Regions from separate parts of the Mus musculus genome. Here region 2 is linked to region 1. A link is a loop called in an ENCODE intact Hi-C map of the cell type or tissue named here. Cell type or tissue: left cerebral cortex. All regions are shown on one strand. Links, peaks and the distances in the headings refer to the core of each region. The heading gives the core; the rest is flanking DNA.

The links. Hi-C counts contacts between places; a loop is a spot of excess contacts. Peaks named below come from ENCODE experiments on the same cell type or tissue, not always from the same donor. Only the 100,000 strongest peaks of a DNase experiment are listed, where the experiment ranks them.
Region 2: it touches region 1 in a loop (2.1-fold over the local background); 14 of 42 quality-filtered maps call a loop at or near these places.

Annotation. Positions count from the first base shown.
Region 1 is chr16:38,802,621-38,808,002 of GRCm38, reverse strand. No RefSeq gene overlaps it. Among named protein-coding and RNA genes, the nearest start is that of Upk1b, 5.1 kb to the right of the region's middle. In left cerebral cortex, for the core only: no CTCF peak of the experiment used is centred there; no DNase peak of the experiment used is centred there.
Region 2 is chr16:38,727,622-38,733,003 of GRCm38, reverse strand. No RefSeq gene overlaps it. Among named protein-coding and RNA genes, the nearest start is that of B4galt4, 12 kb to the left of the region's middle. In left cerebral cortex, for the core only: a CTCF peak has its summit at 3,231; DNase peaks (open chromatin) are centred at 1,902, 2,819, 3,184 and 3,816; H3K4me3 peaks cover 605 bases; H3K27ac peaks cover 803 bases.

The DNA.
Region 1 (5,382 bases), core at 90-5,089:
CAAAGGAGGAAGTACTTATCAGCAGGAGGGATGGGGCATCGGAAATGCACAAGCAAAAGAGGAAGTACTTCTCAGCAGGAGGGATGGGGCAGCAGAAATTTTTCTTTTGGCAACTACACGGGGAAGCATGAACTTGGTGGTATCAGGGTACATCTTGTGGTCAGGACATCTGGTGCTGACTTAGGGCTGGAACATTCTGTGGTTATTCTCGGAACAGTGTGTTGGTGGCCCGCTTTTGACCCCATTTTCTTCTTGGGGGGAGAGGCCCAATTCGGAGATCAAGACAACAGAGTTGTCTTAATAGCTCCCAACAATTAAATGCTTTCTTTTATAAGTTGTCTTCATTGGGGTGTTTTGTCTTGACAATATAAGCAATTGAAAACTAATTAAGACAGTTACTACTGAAAGCCTATGACTGACCAAAGAAATAGAATTTAAAAATGCTTATTAAATGCCTTTTTTTAGCTTAAGATACTACCTAAAACTGCAGAGAAATGGGAATTTTCTTACTCTGTTCTAAGAAACAGTCTTTCCACAATATCTCTGCAATGCTCACGAATCAGAACACCTTAAATATAGCCATTAGCCACAAATTGAAATTTTAAGAATTTTTTTTTTTACCAAAGAAATAATGAGTATTTAAAATCTTATGGACATGTATACTTTCTGCATCGTTATCATAATTATAAAAATTTTAACAATCTTGTATCCTGGGTCTCTCAGAGACCAGTCCACACAGGAGAGCGTGTGGGCCGCAGACAAAACAGAGCTTCTTGGACAGGGTCCCTTCGGGCCTTCATCCTCAGTCAGGAGATGGAGATGAGACCCAGACCTCTGGGCATATTCCCTGCCAGAGAAGAGCTTGCCTGTAGAGAGTGCTATGACCACTGGGACTCAGGAGAGAGTTGGACTCCCAGGAGTGCTGACAGAGGCTAACAAAATCACAGGAGGAACAAGCTCCAGCCAGAGACAGCTAGGACACCTAACACCAAAGATTACCAGATGGCAAAAGGCAAACATAAGAATCTTACTAACAAAAACCAAGACCACTCAGCATCATCAGAACCTAGCACTCCCAGAACAGCGAATCCTGGATACCCCAATACACCCGAAAAGAAAGATTCAGATTTAAAATCATATCTCATGATGCTGGTAGAGGATTTTAAGAAGGGCCTTAATAACTCACTTAAAGAAATACAGGAGAATACTGTTAAACAGGTAAAAGTCCTTAAAGAGGAAACACAAAAATCCCTTAAAGAATTACAGGAAAACACAACCAAACAGGTGATGGAATTGAACAAAACCATCCAATATCTAAAAATGAGAGTATAAACAATAGAGAAAACCCAAAGGGAGACAATTCTGGAGATAGAAATCCTAGGAAAGAAATCAGGAACCATAGATGCGAGCATCAGCAACAGAATACAAGAGATGGAAGAGAGAATCTCAGGTGCAGAAAATTCCATAGAGAACATGGGCACAACAATCAAAGAAAATGCAAAATGCAAAAAGATCCTAACTCAAAACATCCAGGAAATCCAGGACACAATGAGAAGACCAAACCTAAGGATAATAGGTATAAATGAGAATGAAGGTTTTTTTCAACTTAAAGGGCCAGTAAATATCTTCAACAAAATTATAGAAGAAAACTTCCCTAACCTAAAGAAGATCCAGCAATACCTCTCGGGCATATACCCAGAAGATGTTCCAACTGGTAAGAAGGACACATGCTCCACTATGTTCATAGCAGCCTTATTTATAATAGCCAGAAGCTGGAAAGAACCCAGATGCCCCTCAACAGAGGAGTGGATACAGAAAATATGGTACATTTACACAATGGAGTACTACTCAGCTATTAAAAACAATGAATTTATGAAATTCTTAGGCAAATAGATGGATCTGAAGGATATCATCCTGAGTGAGGTAACCCAATCACGAAGGAACTCTCACAATATGTACTCACTGATAAGTGGATATTAGCCGAGAAACTTAGAATACCCAAGATACAATTTGCAAAACACATGAAACTCAAGAAGACGGAAGACCAAAATATGGATACTTCATTCCTTCATAGAATGGGGAACAAAATACCCATGGAAGGAGTTACAGAGACAAAATTCAGAGCTGAGACAGACGGAAGGACCATCCAGACACTGCCCCACCCATCCCATAAACATCCACCCATCCCATAAACAACCACCAAACCCAGACACTATTCCATATGCCAGCAAGATCTTAGCTATCTCTTGTGAGTCTATGCCAGTGCCTGGCAAATACAGAAGTGGATGCTCACAGTCATCTATTGGATGGAACACAGGACCCCCAATGAAAGAGCTAGAGGAAGTACCCAAGGAGCTAAAGGGGTCTGAAACCCTATAGGAGGAACAACAATATGAACTAACCAGTACCTCTCCCCCCAGAGCTTTTGTCTCTAGTTGCATATGTAGCAGAGGATGGCCTAGTCAGCCATCAATGGGAGGAGATGCCCTTGGTCTTGCGAAGATTATATGCCCTAGTACAGAGGAATTCCAGGGCCAGGAAGCAGGAGTGGGTGGGTTTGGGAGTAGGGCGGGGGTGGGGGTGGTAATAGGGGACTTTCGGAGAGGAAACTAGAAAAGGGGATAGCATTTGAAATGTAAATGAAGAAAATATCTAATAAAAAAATTTTAACAACCTGAATTTTCAACCAGGAAGACTATTTCAAATTCATAGAACAGAATACAATACGTCCATTACAATTACATTGCAAACCAGCAGGCATCTCTCCTTGTTTCATGTGCTTGTTCATGTGTGTGGGTGTGTGCACAAGCGCATGAAGGTGCACATGCATGCAGAGTCCAATTTTTGAGACAAGGTCTCTCATTTAAACCAGAGCTCACTGGTTGGATGCAGACTGGCTGCCCAATGAGCTCCAGGGTCTGCCTGCCTCTGTCCCCGAGCACTGATCTGAGTTACAGACATTTGCTGCCACACTTGGCTTTTTATGTGGGTGCTGGGGATCCTAAACTTCAGTCCTCTGCAAGCATGAAAGGCAGTTTAGCAACTGAGCCTTCTCCTCAGCCCCATTTGGGCCATTTCTATGTGAAAATACCTGGTGTCAGAGACAAAGTGTGACACCAGTCCCGCGGCGGGCAGTGCAAAGAAAGGAACTTGTGTGTGCTTGATTCGTGCTGGAACTGTCTCTAATGTGGAGCCATCTCTCACTAGACCTTGAAGGAATTCTGCTACAGCAAAATGGTCTTGTTTTCCACTGAGTAGGAGGTGAACAGAAATGGGGGCGATAATTATCTTATCATAGCCACACGTCAGTTTGGTTGTCAGTCTAACATTACGAATGTTAAAAGCAGAAAATAATTTAGAGCAACACTTACAGAGATGCAAACTTCACATAACTGGTGCTTCGGCCACACGCGTTCTGCTTTCTTCCCAAGCATGACTTATGCAGCAACCATGTTTTTCCAAGACCGAAGGGAAGGCATTCACCCTAAACCTCCCAAACAAGAAAATTAATTTCTCATCCAGTGCCACTCTGGTTTGCTTGCATGAGGCAGTGTGTGCAAGGAACAAAACACAAAAAGCAATGTCAGGCTTTTTTTCTATTTTTTATCTTCAGGTGTGTGTGTGTGTGTGTGTGTGTGTGTGTGTGTGTGTGCTGTATGTGTGTTGTGTGTGGGGTGTGTGATATGAAAATGGGGACCATGAGAGTGGAAGAAGAGCTCTTAATGGAAGAAGAAAGGGAAGGGATGATGGGTTCAGATGACATGGCAGCAGAAAGGGCACTCCTCGTGGGCAGGAGGGAATCCATAAGAGGCAAAATAGGGCAGTACCACACAGGGGATTGAGAAGAACAAGGTAAATGCCACATTGAAATCCATTTATTGGTTAACTTTTAAAAATCTTCAAGGAAACGTCTAGAATCCACCTCCTACCTAGAGACCGAGAGTTGCTTTACCTGTTTGCATTTCTATCCAGGAAGTTATGGGAGTGAGGCCCCTCCTGACGGAACTGCGCCTTTAAGATTCGCACTTGAGAGACACTCTGAGGCGTGGGTCTTCTGACAAGATGCGTCAGGCTAACGAGGAAACAACAAAACAAAACAACAGAAAAAAAAATGGGAGAAGCACAGAGTTGAATGTAATTCAGGAAACTAGAGTAGAGTTGTGAGAAGGGTGGATGGCTCAGTCCACTGTGTCACTGCTGCTGTGTGACAGTAAATGTAGGCAAAGGGACAACTCCTGACTTTGGTCAGATAGAGGCTGTTTGTCCCTTGGCTGTACAGAGCGATGAGAATGAAGGCAAGAACAAATTTGGCTGAAAATGTGTAACAGTTAGTCCATCGAGGCAAGCAAGTTGCTTAGAACATGAGTAAGTCTAAGGCTAGAGGTGTGACTCAGCCATTAAAGGCGAGGCTCACAGCCAAAGGTAGAAGAAAAAGTATACTCCTCCCAGAAGCAGAAAAGATAAGATGTTTTCCCATACGACCTCTTAGACACAAGCTATATGGTTGTATAGAGCATCTTCAGTCGTGCGTCTCAATAAACCAAGTTTCAGAACACGCCCCTTAATATTGGACATCAGAGGTATTGTGAAGGATTTCACTCACTGGAAGGAAAACTGGGCTCTGTGATTAGTTAATTAGAACTTGGTTAGTCCACATAAAGTTCCATATCAGAGCCATCGATGAGGATTAAATGGTCCATAATCCCTTCTAAAGTAAAGATCTGTTTGCATGGAGCTGTCTCTTTTACGGGAAATGTCTAGGGGAGCTGGTAGAAGCCGTGTTGATATTACTATCTATCACCTAAGCACGTGAACTGAGTTAACTAAATTTATCTGAATTTATCATCATCTCTCAGAGCTGAAGGGACTATAGGTATGTCTACTAACTTTTGGTTTGTTTTTTTTTCCCCACTAACTTATATATTCACATGACATCCTCATCACAGCCCCCCACTTCCTCCTTAGTTCCCGCCTCAAATTGCTAAATAGAAAAAACAATGTCTATTGAAACTCAAGCCCTGTTAAGTTTATTCATTTCAAGAAAGTTTTCACCAAAACTCAAGACTCACTAAAGAAAGTGATTTTTCCAGGGGTTTTTAGACACTGTGTGGGACCAGGCATACTTCAAACACAGAGTGGAAAGTTAAGGATGCCGGGTTTGGTCAGGCAGAGAGGGCAGACTTATAACTTATAAGGGCTACAGACGATGGATTTGGCTTCAGAATGGAGTCGGGATGAAATCACAGGGCACAAACTGGCTGCACACCAGGTGTGGGCAGAGCACCTATGGCTGGCCCGGAGAGCCATTTGGCTCTGAGTGTACTCTACCGACCCTACCTGCTGGATTTTTTTGGCCTGGTGTACTACAAAAAAGCTCGGAGA
Region 2 (5,382 bases), core at 119-5,118, 75 kb after region 1:
GCATGCCTGAGTATGCATAGGTGTATGTGTAGGTATATGTGTAGGTATATGCACAGATATATGCATAGGTATCGGATGGTAATTAGGAGATTCTCCCCTAAAAGTTCACTCGAGGACACAATTTTGCTTAATTGTGAATGAACCCAAAACCAGTTCAGACCAGATCTGTATCTCCATACTTTGTACCCAGATACATTGGAAATGTATTTGAATAAAAACTGCCTTTCGTGATCGAAGTGCAGAAAATAATGGGACCCTAAATCATGAATCCACTCCCAAGGCTCGGGGACCATCACTGAAGATGGAGGAGAAAGACTGTAAGAGTCAGAAGTTTGAGAGAACAAGCGCAGACCACTGTCCTCTGGACATGACAGGACCTCTGTCTGCACTCATGAACTTATGTGGTTATCCACCCAAAGCCCACACAGGACCAAACCAGTCAACATAGCAAGGAAGCAGAAGGGCTCATGAGCTCCCACCACTCATCAAGAAACTATCAACACCTGGTAGCATCTAGGGGAAGAAAGGTAGTTTTACTTAAGAGTCTGGAGCCATGCGCAGTTGACCATGTGACAGCCCCTAGAGCAGAGGTTCTCACCTACCTAATGCTGTGACCCTTTAATACAGTTCCTCGTGTTTTGCAGACCCCTAACCATTCTGTTGCTGCTTCATAGCTGTAATTTTGCTACTGTTATGGGTGTTAATGTAATTATCAGCACTTTCCAATGGCCTTAGGTGATCCTGTGAAAGGGTCCTTTGACCTCCAAGGGGTCGAGACCCACAGGTTGAGAAACATTGATCTAGGGCCCCCACATAGGGGATGAATATTATCAAAATATATTGTGTGAAAGTGCTAAAGAATTGATTTTAAAAATGTTTCTGAAAGTTGTCCTCTGGCTTCTGCATAGGTGCCATGCCCTTTTCCCCAACACATGCCATCACTGCCATCCACATACAAAGAAATGAAATGTAATTATAAGTTTTTAGAATGAAACAGGAACTATAGATCAACAGCAGAGTGTGTGTCTAGCATACTCAAGTCCCTGGATTCAATCTTTAGATGGGGCGGTGAAGGGAGAGAGAGAAAGAGGGAGGAAGGGTGGCGAGGGAGGAAGGGTGGCAAGGAAGAAAGGAGGGAGGGAGAGAGAGCACCACATATACATAGACACAGACACAGAAAGGAAGAAAGAAAATGAAAGGCCAGTTTTTGCTGTTGTCTTCAAAATCAAGCAAAAACAAACAAAATACCTCAAAGTGAAGATTATTACCTTATTATCCTTAATATAAGGATAAATAGATTGTTTTATACCAGTAAAAGATGAGTCAGCTCTTAAGGGTAAAAAATCTAAAATATTAATAAACCAATAACAGACCCTCAGTGCATACACAGTTTTTTAAAAATCCTGTGAGATATGTGCTAAGAAATGGGCCCATCCACAGTTACAGCCAGAGATGAAATATTCTAGTATCAATAACCCAGAACTCTAGATCTTGGATCCCCCACTCCCTCTAGAACTATAAACTGAAGCAAACCTCTTTTCTTTCTATGTAGGTGTCCTATGTAGCAGCAGAGCATTAACAAACCCCCCACTAATATTGACCAAACAGGAATTTAAAATTGCCAGACACGGTGGCACACACACCTTTAATCCCAGCACTTGAAAGCCAGGTGGCTCTCTCTGAGTTCAAAGCCAGCTTGGTTTACATAGCAAATTCCAGGCCAACCAGAGCGACATTGTGAGACCCTATCTCAAAATAAAAAAAAATAATAAAAATAAATAAAATAAAAACACACATGGCGAAGAGGAAATGGAAAGGCATTATCAGAGGCTGAAGTTCCTGTCATTCACAGCGGGGAGTTAACAGACAGTGAGGCAGTTCCACCAGGAAACTGACGTCAGCGATGCCTGCACAGGCATTACAACCGCAAGGCTAATCACCCAAGGAACTGAAAAGGACCTCTGAACAAGAAAAAATGTCCCCTTTACTACTTGATGGTATTTTGGTTGTGAGCCTAGCCTTTAACGGCTGAGCCATCTCTCCAGCCCTATTTGATGGTATTTTGTACTTTCCGAATTCTTTAGCCAAACATATGTATTGCTTTTAAAAATAAATGCCCCTTGTTTGGTTTTATCATTTTCCTGTTGCTTAATTTTAGATTTAAGACACATGGGGAAAGTTTAATATGTCTATTTTTAAAAGTTTTATGGTCTGTACATTTATCCTTTCCAGACAAAGCTCTGCCACTTCACAGTCTGACTCTACACGGCGTTTTCCAAAGAAACACTAAACCACATCCAAAAATAACAGAAAGGCAATTTAAATCTTCATCTCCGTACCACGGAAACATCAAAGGAGGATTCATTTCGTTAGACAGAACAAAATTGCTTAAAATCCCCTCTCCGACTGTCTCTCAATACCTCACGCCATATGGGAGATGATCAATCTTTCCCCTACTCCTTGTTGGGGAAAGCCAGTATGATGTGATAGTCCTTCCAAGGGAAAGTCTAACTTGAAATTTAAAAACCTACCCTAAATGCCTGAGATTTATCCTGCTGGTTTTGAGATCTCTAGCAAAACCCTTGTTTCCTGCTCTGGACATCCTAAAGTAGGTTTTATTCGTCTTTTCGTTCTCAGAACTAAGTGCCCCCGCCTCCGTAGTAGAGCTACACTGATAGCGGTGTCTCTCATACCAAATGCACACTGAAACTGTGAGTTTGGAATATTTGAATTTGGAACATTTGGAATACAGCTTTTATGGGAATGGGAGTGGGCGTGGGTGAAAAGGAAGGAAACGAATGTTTACTGAGTATCTACCGCGGGGCAGACTCAATGCCTGTGTGGTGTGACGTGTCTCTTGGTGTTCTGTTCTGGCTCAGTAATTCCCAAGTGGAGCATGAAAGGTACACACGGAGAAGTACAGAAAGTTCAAATGAGCCCCCGTGGAGCTCCGATGCTCTCCACTGTATGTGCGAACACACACACTATAAAACCTTCCTCTACCCTTAGCGCACATAAAAGGGAGACACGAGACGCTTTGCCAAGAAGGCTGCATCTGCAACCCTGCTTGGACTATAAACGTTAAAGATGAGAAAGGAAGATAAATAACTTCATGGAAACTCTGGGGTGGGTGTGCAGATGGCTCTGTGTAAACATGTGTATGCTACACGTGTATTTATAACAAATACAGATTCAAAGATGCCCACTAGATGGCAAACCCACATCTCAAATGTTAGTGTTGACTGAGATTTCCCCCTTCTGGAGGTCTGGGGAATTTTAAGAACTCAAGCCAAATTCCTGAAAGGCCGAAATATTGTATATAGTTTAAGACTACACAAATAAACTCTGGGATGGTGATCTTACAGATAATTTCTAGGAATACAGGGTAAAATTACATCACCTCTTAACTCTACAGCTACTCATGGACATGCAAACAGGCAGTATTAATATAGATGGATTCCCTCAGCAAACCATCTATGATTGTGGGACTAAAGCAAGTGACGAGAGGTAAAGATGAGATTCCAAGCAGCCTCTCTCCTGGGCTGAGATACTGAGCCAGGGTGTGCTTCCTGCCTCCTGTCTCACTGAGGCAAGTGGGGAGGAGCTATGAAGAAGCTACTATTGCCCCACACCTTCTTGCCTTCCTCCTCACCACCCAGGTTTAGCTGACCCCGCGCTACAGGACCTAGTCTGGACTCAACTCTGTAACACATTATCGAATCCTATCTAGTTCCTCCCTCCACACAAGCAAGATTTGCCAGCAGTCTCGCCCATATCCTGTACAGACTTGAGCAAACCCTGGTCTCATACGCCCCTGAGTATATCTTTAGAATTCTTGCCTTGCAACCAAGGGGAGTGTGTTAACCACGTGGAGGTTCACTGAGCTAGTTAAAGCATATCAAAACATAAAGGTTGCGAGTGTGTGTCTTTTAATTCGAGAATCCAGAGAACTCTGGTGGGTAGCGAGAAGCGTGACCACCACCACCACCACCGGGAGCTCAGTGCGGTTTAATAATTTACTGCTACGCACCAGACACTCTGACTTTGGGACTTTGGTACATCCAGCTTGCCATCAATCTCACAGTATGCTGCACATCCCACCAGTGGAGGGATGATGCTGTCTTCCAAACTCCACATGTCCACATCAATCCCAAGGTAGACATAGGGAATGCGCTCCACTGTGTTTGTCAGTGTTCTGTTGCTGTGACAAACATCGGAGAAAGTTATCTTAAAGAAAGGTGTGTCCCGTCCACCCAAATTATAGAGGCGTAAGTTCATGGTCTGCCGGCTTCGCTGAATGTATGCTGAGGTAAGACAGGGACGTCATGGTGGAAGGGTACGATTAAAGTCAAGCTGCTCACTTTATTCCAAGCAGATTGGGGAGTGGGCAAGCCTGGGGCAGGGATGACTTTCAAAGGCTTGCTTCTAGTAGTCATTTTCCAGATAGGCCTCACCACTAATCACGTGTTTAACAATGGATTCACCAAGTAATGGTGAACACCAATGAACAATGGATTGATGAAGTTACAAGCCTGCTGATCCAATCACCTCTCAGTAGTGTCACCAGCCAGTGACACTTCTTCTCTACATAAGAACCTTCACTATATAAGCCTTATATATGTATAAACCGTAATGGTCTGTGAATGTATTGACAGGCCAGTCCAATCAATGAATAAATACGAAATACAAATACATTTCACAGACTTCCAAAAATCTGTGTTCAGGCCCTGAGATAGAGGAAGAAGATAACTCACCAAATCTGTCACGGAGAAGTGGAAGCCTATGGTGACTCAGGGAGTCAGAAGGAGGCACTGGGCTGTTCCAGGGGCTCTGCAGAGCCTCCCTTTCTCTGGTTCCCAAACAAACACCTTGGTGTCCTTCAAAATGTGATAGTTCCCTTTGTTGCAGGTACCCGCAGTCACTGACGTCTTAAAAATACTAGATAGGAATGTGCAATATTATTGTTACAAAAATGTTCTATTCTAGAATGTATTTGGTGTTATCTTACCGTTCCTAATTTATAAACTGAATCTGCACCTGGGTATGCATATACAGAAAACGACATTGTATGAAAGGTTTGATACAGTGTGACAAGTCCTGCAGTTTTAAGTCTCCATTGAGATCTTGAAGCATCTTCCTGTGGATTAAAGGGGAGCACAGTATGTGAAACGGTCCTTGACTTCCCACAGCCCACTGTCTCCTACAACCACAGGGACCTCTGTCTATTTACAGAAGTCCTCCTTGACCACCCTGGAGCTGCTTGCTAAGACGAATGTTTGTGTACAGTTGTTTAGCTATCATCCCAGCTGCAGCTATAGATACTGCCTGGAGACTGCACCAGGAGAGAGCTTCCATAACAAAGCACGGCAAACTGAGTTTAAA